Regions from separate parts of the Homo sapiens genome. Here region 1 is linked to region 2. The links are chromatin contacts, found by Hi-C in ENCODE. All regions are on one chromosome and are shown on one strand. The core of a region is the stretch at or near the end of the contact, and the rest is flanking DNA. Distances in the headings are between cores, read along the strand shown. Region 1 overlaps RALGAPA1 (Ral GTPase activating protein catalytic subunit alpha 1). Region 2 holds the start of CFL2 (cofilin 2).

The links. Hi-C counts contacts between places; a loop is a spot of excess contacts on that map. Pooled maps may share reads with other maps.
Region 1: a loop to region 2 is called in a map with no recorded cell type, with 5 times the contacts of the local background. The contact joins the enhancer-like site here to the promoter of CFL2 in region 2. A Hi-C loop is called at or near these places in 1 of 37 single-sample maps with no recorded cell type and 3 of 50 pooled maps.

The regions. Positions count from the first base shown.
Region 1 is chr14:35,667,570-35,674,108 of GRCh38, forward strand. It overlaps RALGAPA1 (Ral GTPase activating protein catalytic subunit alpha 1), which reads right to left. Exons shown (of 42, transcript NM_001346249.2): 25 at 5,298-5,453; 26 at 3,820-3,948. Among named protein-coding and RNA genes, the nearest start is that of SNORA101B, 92 kb to the right of the region's middle. Within about 2 kb of position 2,387, at least 3 of the 41 ENCODE cell types and tissues checked have a DNase peak (open chromatin) inside an H3K27ac peak, as active enhancers do.
Region 2 is chr14:34,710,357-34,717,349 of GRCh38, forward strand. It overlaps CFL2 (cofilin 2), which reads right to left and starts at 4,237. Exons shown (of 4, transcript NM_138638.5): 1 at 4,182-4,237; 2 at 2,898-3,205; 3 at 2,704-2,780; 4 at 1-2,621. The coding sequence starts at 4,184. The coding sequence ends at 2,509. RefSeq lists silencers at 3,934-3,993, 4,084-4,673.

The DNA.
Region 1 (6,539 bases), core at 1,137-3,636, 960 kb after region 2:
GGTCCAGGATGGGGTCTGAGATTCTGCATTACTAATAAGCACCCAGATCATGCCAAAAGTTTCTGGTGTGCAGATCACACTTTGGGTAGCAAAGATCTAAAGTACCTTTCTAAGGGGACCTTCACACACTGTTGGTGGGAATGTAAATTAGTATAGCTGCTATGGAGAACAGTAAGGAGGTTCCTCGAAAAATCAAAAATAGAACTTCCATATGATCCAGCAATTCCACAATTGGATATACATACAAAGGAAAGGAAATCAAGATATCAAAAAGATACCTGCACTCTTGTGTTTACCACACACTATTCACAACAGCCAAGACATGGACTCAACCTACATGCCCATCAACAAATGAATGGATAAAGAAAATGTGGTACTTATACACAATGAAACATTAGCCATGAAAAAGAACAAAATCCTGTCATCTGCAGCAACATGGGTAGAACTGGAGAACATTATGTTAACTGAAATAAGCCAAGCACAGAAAGACAAATGCCACATGTTCTCTTTCATATGTGGGAGCTAAAGTGGATTTCATGAAGATAATAGATTGGTGGTTACCAGAGGCCCGGAAGCAGGGAAAGGAGGAAAGAAGGGGGAAAAAAATAATACAAATGTATTTAAAATGTAAGGCTGGGCATGGTGGCTCACGCCTGTAATCCTAGGACTTTGGGAGGCTGAGGTGGGCAGATCACCTAAGGTCAGGAGTTCAAGACCAGCCTGGCCAAAATGGTGAAACCTCGTCTCTGCCAAAAATACAAAAATTAGCCTGGCATGATGGCGCGGGCCTGTAGCCCCAGCTATTCGGGAGGCTGAGGCAAAAGAATCACTTGAACCTGGGAGGCAGAGATTGCAGTGAGCCAAGATCGCATTACTGCACTCCAGTCCGAGTGACAGAGACAGATTTTGTCTCAAAAAAAAAAAAAATGTACATTAAAAAATGATAGCTCAGGTGCTCATGACTGTAATCCCAGCACCTTACAAGGCCAAGGCAGGGAGGATTACTTGAGCCCAGGAATTCAAGACCAGCCTGGGCAACATGGTGAGACCCTGTTTCTACAAAAAGTTAAAAACATTACCAGATATGGTGCCTGGGACTCTAGGTGTGTGCCTATAGTCTCAGCTACTTGGGATCTGTTGTGGGAGGATTGCTTAAGCCCAGGAGGTAAAGGCTGCAGTGAGCCTCGATTGTGCCACTGCACTCCAATCTGTGCTACAGAGCAAGACCCTGATATCTCAAAAACAAAACAAAACAAAACAAAATAAAAATTGAAATGATAAAAATGGTAAATTAGATATGTATACTTTATCTCAATGATTTTTTTTTTAAATAAAGTACCTTTCAATTCTTTTTGCCTATTACACTCTTACAGATTAACTAGCTCCTAAACAAAATGGATTATTTGTCATTCCTTGAACACATCTCACTCATGCCTGTTTACCTCTGCCTGGAACACTGTCTCTCATCTCCATTTTTACTTAAACAAATACTACTAATCTTTCAGGGACATATTTATGTATATTTTCCATGAAACCTCCATGATATCCCTAAACAAATAAGATCTCTCCATTCTCTGAATCACCAAATAATTTTAACAAACTCTTACATTGCACATATAACGTGTCACATAGTGTTCCAACCATGTTACAAATCCTTATAAAATAATCCTATACGGCAGGTTATCTTTCTTTATTTTTTTTTGAGACTGAGTTTCGCTCTTGTTGCCCAGGCTGGAGTGCAATGGTGCGATCTCGGCTCACTGCAAACTCTGCCTCCTGGGTTCAAGCGATTCTCCTGTGTCAGCCTCCCCAGTAGCTGGGATTACAGGCATGTGCCACCAGGCCCAGCTAATTTTGTATTTTTAGTAGAGATGGGGTTTCTCCATGTTGGTCAGACTAGTCTTGAACTCCTGACCTCAGGTGATCCACCCGCCTCAGCCTCCCAAAGTGCTGGGAGTACAGGTGTGAACCACCATGCCTGGCCATCTTTATTTTATAGATGAAGAAACTGAGACACAGAGACATTCAGTAACTTGCCCAAGGTCACACAGCTAATAAGTGGCAGAGCCAGGATTTGAACCCAAGCAGGTCAGCTCTAGACAATGCTTTTAACTACTATGATGTGCTCCTCCTATTGGTATCTATTTGATGCCCAACATTCTGTAGTTGTTAATATACTTCTCCAAATCCCCAGCAGTAGACATTATGTTGCTTGAGCACAAAGTATTATCCAGTTTATTCTATATCCCTCTGTATTCCACCTACAAAAACATTCTGTACGCAAGGGGAGGGGGAAGTTTAATAACCACAAAAGGGCTCAGTACAATGTTGAGTAGTACTAGGTGCTAAATGAACACATATTCAATAACTGACCAAGCATGGTGCTATGCTAGGCTCCGGAGATACCAAGATGAGTAAGACATGATTACTGTTCTCAGGGAACTGGAAAAACAGGGTTATACAGCTATAAATACCGCTGCTGCTTTGTCTGTTTACACTAGGTGACTGTATCCACTTTCATGGCTTTAAATATCATCTATAAGCTAATGTTGCCCAGCTTTTATTTTCAGTCCTGACATGTCCCTTGAGTATATGCAATTATTCTTCTGACATCTTCCTCATGGATGTCTAATACACATCTTACTAGGCCCCAAATAGAACTCCTTCTATTCACTATTGATCTTTCACTCTTGCAGCTAAACAATGAAATAAGGTATGTTAAACTGCTCTTCAAGTTATACAGTACTAGACAAGTATGTTTTTCTCACAAAAACTCTTAGTTTTTTACAGTAGACTTCCAGTTAATTATTATTTTTCATTTACACTTTGCTCCAGAGTGATCCTTCCAAAATATGAATTTGATCATGTCACTCCTTGCTTAAAATCCTTCAATGGTTACTCATTCCTTCCTTAGGCTTCTATCTAATGTTTTCAGCATTATTGCCTTCCTCTCTAGCTCACCTCTGCCATTTATGGATGAACATATTCCATTTATACTGATTTACTTAGCATTGTCTCACAGTTCCACGACCATATGAAAAAATCTTCACATGCAATTTGAGAGTTTACTCCTGGCTGGGCACGGTGGCTCACGCCTGTAATCCCAGCACTTTGGGAGGCTGAGGCGGGCAGATCACAAGGTCAGGAGTTCGAGACCAGCCTGACCAACATGGTGAAACCCCGTCACTACTAAAAATAGAAAAATTAGCTGGGTGTGGTGGTGCCTGCCTGTAATCCCAGCTATTGAAGAGGCTGAGGCAGGAGAATCACTTGGACCTGTGAGGCGGAGGCTGCAGTGAGCCAAGATCGCACCACTGCACTCCAGCCTGGGCGACAGAGTAAGACTTCCATCTCAAAAAAAAAAAAAGAGAGAGAGAGAGTTTGCTCCTAGGACATATGTCCTTCTATGGTGGATGCCTTACCAAGTTTCTTTTTTTTAATTTTTAAATATATAATTGTTAAAGACAATATATATTCAGGGTGTACAACACGATGATTTGATACACACATACACTGTGTAATGATGACTCACCATTGTTTCTTACCTCTTGCTATAGCCCATTGCTCTTTCTTTGCTTTCTTCCCTCCGTTTCTTTAGATTTCCTCAACTTTAAATCCTGTTCTGCTTATCAGATTTTACTGATTTTAGTGCTTTCTTATATTTCAGATTTCTTGCTTACTTTTTTTAATGTAGGAGAAGCAATCAATTCCAATTAAATTGCAAAATTTCCTGATTATCAGCTTGTTATGTTTTATCAACTTTGTTAGTTGAATCCTGGCTAAAGTTTGTTATATGATAAGGAACAGGAAATGACTTACATTGAGAAAAGCTGAAGAAGCCACTCTACCAGCTGCTACAATAAAATCCATAATAAGCATTGTGGCACCAGGCAAACCAAGTGAAAAAAATTGAGGTGAGCAGTGTTTGATGATTGTATTGACAATATCCTTAGAATAAGGAAAGAAGGAAAAAAGAATATCACATATGTAATCTTGAGTATCAGCTAATCAGTATCATTAAAAATAGATAACATATGAAATAATAAAAAAGGTAATTACTGTACATTGGCTAACTGGAAAGACTAATTTCAATTCTTCCAAATAATCCATGCTTAATATTATATTCTATCAATGGAAAGTAAACTGAAAATACATTCATTTAACTGGCATAAATAACAGCATTTTTTTCACACTAGAGATTAAGGAAGGCTCTTTGCTTCACAAGGTTAAAAGTACAAGGCCCACACAATGTAAAACTAAACTGCATAGCAGTTTTCTCCTGTCACCTAGTTGCTTCTGTGCAATAACTCTCATTTCTGAATCCACATGACCCGTTACGTGACAATTGGAAAGATTCTCTTTTTAAAATAAACTGAAGTCCTTTAATGATAGGTATCAAGCCTCAGAAATCTAGACCTAGGCACTTTTAAGGGAATGTTCCTAACTTCATTATTCATTTACTTTGCCTTTGGAATTTACTATGAGGATACAGTGTATTCAGTTGTATTATTCATTACAACTTATCTTAAACAAAAGCTCTCTTCTTCTAATAATTAAGAGAGTCATTTTACTTGAGACATGTTTACAAGGTAGCACACTAATTTTAAATTAATGCAAAAATTTTACATTTTTCAGAAAGATATTATCTTTTAATATTAATATACTCTGTAAATGACCTACGAGTTCATCATATTAGGATAAACATATTTACATTATTCTGACTTGCAACCTCCTACACTTGTTAGTTTATGGCCAATATCAAGACTCCCAAAGTAATTCTAAGGTTATATTTATGACTATTTAATGATTATACCTCATATAATTATCAAATCAATGTAACTGTCACTATGCCAATATAATTGACAGTAATAAGAAAATGTGATGTGCTGATTCTTAGATTGAAAAAAACCTGACTGTTGCATAACTAGATAAACGAATCCATATGCCTCAAGTATCAGTCACAAAATGCCTAAGAGTAGGTACATTAGAATATTATTAAAGAAAGGTATCAGCCTAAGCAAAGGATGGTTTAATTGCTTCAAAAAGTGAACTGGTTGGTACAACATTAAAGATGGAGAACTACTCAAGTCAATCCTCTACCTACAATAATAGCTTGATTTTCAACCATGTTTCAAGAACAAATAAGGTCATAAAATTGAAGTAAATTGTATATAAATCACTAAATAAGGGGGAGAGTTTAACTTCTAGACCTTAAAAAGCAAGAGTTAAACAGAATCAAGAATCAAAGATAATATGATATAAACTACTTCTTAGATGATACATATATATATAGTTACCTGGTCAATATGAAGTAATCCACAATGCATTATATTGTAGAAATGTGTTAGAAAATCTCTATTTGGAGAAACATCTTGTCTTCTTTTCATTGTATTACAAATAAGTTTATATGCATGTAATTTACCTTGTTTATATTTATCAGTCAACATGGTTGCCTAAAATTAAAAGATCAGTTTTAATGTTCAAAAAGAAATACTATTTGCTAAATAACTTAAGCAACTGAATATAGCAAACGATGTATATAATCTCATTTATTTCCATGTTGGCCCAATTTCTTTAATGAACTAAAATTCAGGATTAGTGAAATTATCATCATCCAAAATGATACAATGTAGGTATAACCATAAACTGTTCCACTTAGGAAAATGTACCAAACATATCAATACTTAAAATAATTAAATCTTTTGGCTGGGCACAGTGGCTTAAGCCTGTAATCCCAGCACTTTGGAAGACCAAGGCAGAAGGGTCTCTTGAGGCCAGGAGTTTGAGACCAGCCTGGGCAACATAGAGAAACTCTGTCTTTACAAAAAAATAAAAAATTAGCCAGGCACGGTGGCACACGCCTGTAGTAGTCTCAGCTACTTGGAAGGCTGAAGTGGGAGGATTGCTTGAGCCCAGGAGTTCAAGGCTGCAGTGAGCTGTGATCATGCCACTGCACTCCAAGTCTGGGTGACTGAGTGAGGCCCTGTCTTTTAAAAAACAAACAAAAAAGAATTAAAATTTTTTTTTTGAGACGGAGTTTCGCTCTCATCACACAGGCTGGAGTGCAATGGCGCCATCTCAGCTCACTGCAACCTCCGCCTCCTATGTTCAAGCGATTCTCCTGCCTCAGCCTCTCGAGTAGCTGGGATTACAGGTGCCCACCACCATGCCCAGCTAATTTTTTGTATTTTTAGTAGAGACAGGGTTTCACCATGTTGGCCAGGCTGGTCTCAAACTCCTGACCTCATGTGATCCACCCGGCTCAGCCTCCCAAAGTGCTGCGATTACAGGTGTGAGTCACCTCACCCGGTCACAACTTTTAATACACAGCATATTCTGTGATACAACTCAAAGTTTATACTTCAGTTAAATACAATACAGACATACCTCTCTATATTCACTTTTGTTTTATGAAATAATCAAAAGCAATAAATCCCGAGTAATTTTAGTATGCACATTCTCTTCTCTATATAATGCCTAATGACTTCCTAAGGATACTGGTTAAAAACTAAGTGCTCTAGAAGTCTATATAATAGCCA
Region 2 (6,993 bases), core at 2,987-5,486:
AAAGATAATGATGCCTCTTTGATCTGAAATACCAGTTTTTAAACTTTTAATGTTCTGAAGTATAAGTAAACACATCTCAACAGCTTTACATATTTTCATATATTTTATTTTTTAAACTCTCATAACTTTGCAAGCTAGCAGTAAAATATTGCCTTCAATATTTTACTAATTAGCACCGTATACCTTTTAAAGCTAACTGGAACATTGATTCATTATAAATGATTGTAAAATAAAATGATCATTTCAAATGCCAAATTAATCTCAAATAACAAGTGAACTATTATTAATTTTATCTCTTTTTTTGGCTCTACGCACAAAGATGTATTTCAAAGATGAACTTAATTATATTAGTATCAGTTTTGTCAATCTAGCAAATCAAAGTATCACAGTTTAAAGCAATATTTAATCTCTGAAATTACTAGAGGCATACAAGAAAGTTAAGGAATCAGCTACAAAAACAAAAGATACTACATAACTGATTTATAGTCCCTTATTTTTTAAAAGAATGAGGAAATAACTCAATGAAAAATTCCATGGTGCCAAGTATCAGTTACACATATGGTTAAGTATACGTCAGTATTCTCTGTTTTGCTTATCAGAGTTTGGCCTTACCAAAAACCATCGAAATGTCCAGGATAACTCACAGGGACAGCTGGAAGCCTGAAATAAAATTGCTCAGTGCAAAAAGATCCCAAACCATTCATATAATTTTAAATGGAAGCCTAGACATTTAATCCCTATTTTTAATGTTCACATCTGAAAAATCTTTCAAAAATATGGAAAAAATCTAATTATACTAAAATTACTTCCACACATTCAAAAAAAATTTTTAAGGGATATTTTCTTTCCTGTTTTCTGCTAAAAGCATTCCTCTGAGCTATGGGGTTAAGTTCTGAGCCACGACTGACTGCTTACTAGCATGCCTGTTTTGCATACCAGTAGAATCAAGTCCAGTTTTGCCATTTGTGGATAACTATGACAAGATACAAAAGCATGTGTTTGCCATAAATAGCCCTGGCTAACAGCAAACCGCTCACACTGAGCAGATCAAATTCTCTATAAGGAGCACAGTCTGGACCATAGCCAAATCCCACTACTAATGTTTAAGACTGCTATTATCAATTCCTATTCCAATTCAATTTGCAAAATATATTCAGAAATAGTAGGTGAAATGACTGTTCCGAAACATCAGAAGTATCATTAAACTTTTAAAGGACATTTTACAAATTATTTTCATTACGACCAAATAAGCAATAAGAGCTTCCTGCTTCTACTATACAACTACTTAGAAATGTAAATGTGAATAAAAAAATAACTATGCTAATTTATCCAGAGAACAAATCAGATATTGAAAAGTATTTATGCCAAAGTGCAAAAAATAATTTCTGATCTTCATATTAACACATAGGAAATAAATACACTAATGTTTATAAAAGTACCATTCTTTAACAATGGTATTTTATATTAGTTGGCCTTAAGATAGAATACTTTTTAAACCAAATAGATCCAACAAATCTGGAAAATATCACACATGAATGCTGTACAAAAAAAATTCTCAAATGACCAGTGCAGAGATTAGTAATAGCTGTTTTTACCCTAGAAGTTGTTTCACATAACATTTTGCAAAATTTCCAAGGAAAACAAGGCAACGTTCTGTAATATGCCACAATTTTTATTGCAACGTGGCCATTTTTGTGAGGGTGGGGAGTTTGATCTCAAAACAATGTTCCATTTAAGGCTCTTTTATACAGAAATTGCCATCATGACTGATATTCAAAATATCTTTAGTGTTGCAGGACTCACATGGTAAACATAAAACTCCTACACTTATTCAGTAGTGTACACTCAATGGAAAACAAAAAGGCATTAATAACAGCTATTTCTTTTAAGAAGATATGCAGGTAACAGGAATGAACACTGAGGTACTAGGATAAGTTGATGACACAGTTAACAAAACTTAATTGGCATTCCTTTTAGGATATTAAACTTATTACAAAAAGTGCTTTTAATGCATAGTGTTATATCCGTGCTGCCATATCACTAAAATAGGCTTGCCAAGGCAGGTGAGGTGTATGAATGCTCAAGCCTCACAGAACTGCAATCAAGTGCCAACTATAAATAATACTGAAAAAAGTTGACCATCTGACCAGTGGATAATACTTTCAAGGCATTCAATTAGCTTATCCTTTGCAGTATTCTAAGCTATTCACATTGACGATCACATACATTGTAGTGCTTGCTGCAAGGGAGGCATATAACCAGTTGTTTTGGCTAAAATATGACAGGAAGGCATTCCTTGGGTTCTATATAAAAGTAACAGTATTCAACAGTCTAATGGCAATCACTGATAGGCTGCTTAAATAAATGATATTTCCTTCATTCATTGTGTTGGAAGGGCCCAGTGGAAAGGGGGAAATACAACAAAAAACCAAAACCTAATACTATTCCAATGGACTGAGCTGGAGAAATGGAAGCTCCTTAAGATCCAGATGGCACTTGACTGTCATTTTATAATGGTTTTCCTTCAAGTGAAACTACTACATTGCCTCCCAATTTCTCTCCAAGTGTCGAACGGTCCTTAATATCATCCAAGCCATTTACTTGCCACTCATGTTTAATACCTAAAAAGAAAAAACATTATCCTATTACTTTATTATAATTAATAAAGAATAATTTCTCTGCCCCAAATATTCAAGTTTGTACCTGTAAATTTCTTTTTAATGGCATCTTTAGAGCTAGCATAAATCATCTTGCTTTTTAAAGGTGCACTTTCAGGAGCCCTACAGAAAAAAAAAAAATTATTGAATCCCATTTATAAGAAAAACAAAGGTAAGACTGACTATGATAATAATAATCCTTGCATTTTAAAAGTACTTTTTTCTTTTGTTTTTACACACCAGAATATAAATACTAGGTCTTCTTTCTTAGACTCTTTTGTTTCGTATGTGGCATCGTACAAAGCATATCGGCAATCATTCAGAGGTAGCAACTTCACAAAAGATGTGTAGGGGTCCTCTACAGTATCACCAATGTCACCCACCAAGATCTGCTTTGCTTCCTCTACAATTATTTGTCTTTTGTCATCGCTTAAACAGAAGAGAACTGCTTTCTTTCTCTTTTTGATCTCCTCTTGTGTAGAAGATTTCCTTACTTTCATATCATTAAAAACTTTGATGACTTCATCATTCACTGTAACTCCAGAAGCCTGAAAATAAACACAGAACAGTAATTCAGAACACGTATTTTGGTTTTAACCAAAATTACTGTTTGCCTAGAGAAGACTCACTTTAGTCTGGACATCAAAAATTGCACCGTACCATGTAAGTCGTCCAATCAGATTTGTCACATTTTAAGAATCAGTAGACGATACAGCGAAGGAGTCTAACTCATCCTGCCCATTCATCCTTCTTAAAGGGGTTTGGACGTGGAAGCGAAAGGGACAAATACAAGTTGTCCCATCCCTGAAATGTTTCCTATTTCACTGGGTGATGTCAGAGCTTCAGGAGTGGCAGCAAAAATACCTTCTGTATTGTGTCAACTCGGCTGGCCTTAAAAAAACACTTTTGGATTTCAGTTAATGCTTCTACTATTTTTTTCTTTAAAGTCATCCTAGCCACTGACGTTTCCTCATAAGGAAAGAGAATCAAGTGTAAACTCCAAACCGCCCACGGCCCACACACAGCTCACATGCAGACACTCCAAAACTAACTGATCGAGTGTAAAAGCTTTTACGGCGAGAAAGCATTTTAAAAAGTGTTTTCCCTCTTCCTTAATCTCCCCGTAAGGGTTTTATTACAGGCCGTCCAGACCCTGACCCACACAGCGTTCGCAGCACGTACCAATTTTAAAGCCTCGCGTGTTAAGTAAAATTAGGAAGCGAAGGGCAAAGGCGGCGCGAGCGGCTGCAGTCCGCAGACCCTCTCGCGCCCCCGCCCGCCCGGCCCCGACCCCCAACCTGCGCCGACGCCCGGGCCCTCCCCGCCCCCCAAAATCCAAAGAGCAGCAGGGCAGGGCCTGACGGCCGGAGGGCAGGCCGGTCGGCTGGAGAGCAGCGGAGCCGCAGAGCAGAAGCGCCCACCTTGGAGGCCAAAATCAGGTTAAAATGGCGGCCTCACTCCCGGGGCCGTGCGGGGGGCTTTTCTCGCCTCGCCGCGGCCTCCCGGCCAGCGCGCTCGTCTTACCATAGTGCCCTCGGCTGTGGCTGCGGCGGCAGCTCGGGCTTCGGCTCTGTGGCACTGGGAGGAGAAGGAGGGGCGGGCGAGCGGGTGGGCAGCGGAGAGTGCGGGGCACGCCGGGAGCTGCAGCCCGAGGGAGGTGGCGGGGCTCGGCGGGCCGCAGGCAGCGGGCGGGGCGGTCACGTGGGCACGCCTGGTCCCCAGCCGGCGCCACCCGCTCCCAGGCCGGCCCTTCTGTCTCGCGGCCCCGGCTCCCCGGCTGTCCGCGTCCTCGGCCTGACCTCAGAGCGCGAGCCCTGCAGGCCGGGGGGGGCGACGCGGTGGTAGCGGAGCCCGGGAGCCTGGCAGAGCCGCCTCCAGCCCCCGAGCATCACCCGTCAAGCCGGTGGGAGAGAGTGCTGGGCTCCCAGAGGGGCGTTTCCACCGCCTCCGTAGGGCCCTGCGCCAGGGGTGGGTGCGTGTGAGGGGAACTCCTGCGAAGGTGTCTTTCCTTATTTACCTGTGGTTTTCCCGAAAGAGGCTGGATTTCGACATTTTGAGTCTTTTTGGAAAACCCCCAGTTGTTTAGAGATAAATGAGAATAAATACTACACGAGATTGCTCCAGTTGATAGTACTTAGCAAAAACAAAATGATACGCAGTGTTGGTAAATCACTTTTCAAAACTCTGGTTGAAATAATAATTATGATTAAAAAATTACGTGGTAGCATTCCTTAGTAATATCCTTTTACATTTTAGACTTCATAGGAAATGGATTGTACTCTCTCTTAGAGATTTCATGAAGCTCCAGCTATGACAGCTGATATCAAATAAGCCGACGCAGCCTCTTCTAGCAAAGCCCATATAACTGCGCCAAGGCAGTTTCTCTTTTTTTAATCTTAACTCCTCCATACCTCAGGGTTCTTCATGTGTAAAACAAACTGTTATTAAATTATCGTTAAGGCCCTTTCCAGCTTTAGATTTCAGTTTCTGAGTATATCAATGTTCAGTAGGAAATGGTGTGTTTTTGGTGGTCTCAGGATTGAGGTTAGGCAGGAAAGTCATGAGATGGTGTTTGCCCTAGATTGCGTGATAAGTTCTTTCAGCCCAAATTTACTGTATTTTAAATGGAACATGCTAGGCATTGAAACAGACCTATTTTTCTGTCTATATCTTGGGTTTGTTTTCTTAATTGGAAGATAGACTTCGTTTAGAGACAAAAATTGAGAAGGGATTTCCCAATGTCTAAGCATGAATCCCAAGCAAGTGGATAATACTTTATATCTAGCTGGTACATTACAATTTATGGAACCTTTCACTTTATCTGTTGAACTTCCAAGAAGTCATGGAGAATGTCTCTCCAGAGCTCTGATCATCTGCTATGTGTAGGTATTAGCAAATTCCTGTTCGCTTCATCTTGCGGTTACCTTCCCTTCCCAACCTCAGAGATTTGCAGCAGCCCCAGCAGAGACCAGGTCTGATGACACTGGGGCCTAAAGTGGGTGTCAGAACCTTACCCACCAAAGCTGGGGATTCCAAAGATGCTAGTCACCCCCTAGCTCGGACTCCAACCCCTTTCCATGCCTCCCATTCTCTCTTACCCTCCCCAAACAGAGATGGTAATTCACATGTTCTAAGATTCTTTTCCTGAAGTTATTTTTGTCTTGCATATATTTTGTTACATTATAATAACTTGTTTATGTCTTCTGCCACCCTACTGCGCTGTAAGCTCCTTAAGGATCTGAGTCCTGGTTATCTTTGAATTTCTGGAACCTGACAGATAGTAGGTGCTTAATAGGTGCTGAAATAATACATTTAAGATGCTTTAGTGCTGTAAAGAGAATGAAAAGGAAGCTTCTGAAAATTGTGAAGCCTTTCTACATGCCCTTGTGAGCATGGCACTGAGAATGTCAGGGCCAGTAGCAGCTTCCTGCCTTCACCTCTGTGAGTTATAACCAGAACTTACCACCACTTGGTAAAGGGGCAGCATTGCCAATCATTGCTGCATGAATTTTGGTCACTGTGTAGTGGAGGGGGATCTGAGTGTCAGATACCACATGTATTAGCGTTCGACTGTTGCTATAACAAATTACCATAAAATTACTTGTTTAAAACAACACAAATTTATTATTTATGGTCTTACAGAGTCAGAGAAACAAGTCTCTCTCTCTATATATATATATTTAAGAGATAGTCTCTGGTTCTGTTGCCCACCCAGGTTGCTGGAGTGCAGGATGTGATCATAGCTCACTGCAGCCTCATACTCCTGGCCTCAAGTGAGCCTCCTGCCTCAGCCTCCCGAGTAGTTGGGATTACAGGCATGAACCACCACAACTAGCAGAAATAAGCCTGATGGGGCTAAAGTCAAGAGACTGTAGTGGGAGACTCCTTTGCCTTTTCCAACATCTAGAGGCTGCCCATCATTTTTTTTTTTTTTTTTTGAGATGGAGTCTCACTCTGTCACCCAGGCTGGAGTGCAGTGGTGCTATCTCGGCTCACTGCAAACTCCGCCTCCTGGGTTCACACCATTCTCCTGCCTTAGCCTCCTGAGTAGCTGGGACTACAGGCACCCGCCACCATGCCCGGCTAATTTTTTGTATTTTTAGTAGAGATGGGGTTTCACCGTGTTAGCGAGGATGGTCTTGATCTCCTGACCTTGTGATCCGCCCACCTTGGCCTCCCAAAGTGCTGGGATTACAGGTGCGAGCCACCACACTCGACCTGCCCATCATCTTTGGCCTGTGGCCCCAGGCAGCAGTCGCATCACTCTGACCTCTGCCTCAGTCATCACATTTCCTCTGACTCTCTCTCTCCTGCCTCCGTCTTCCACTTATAAGGA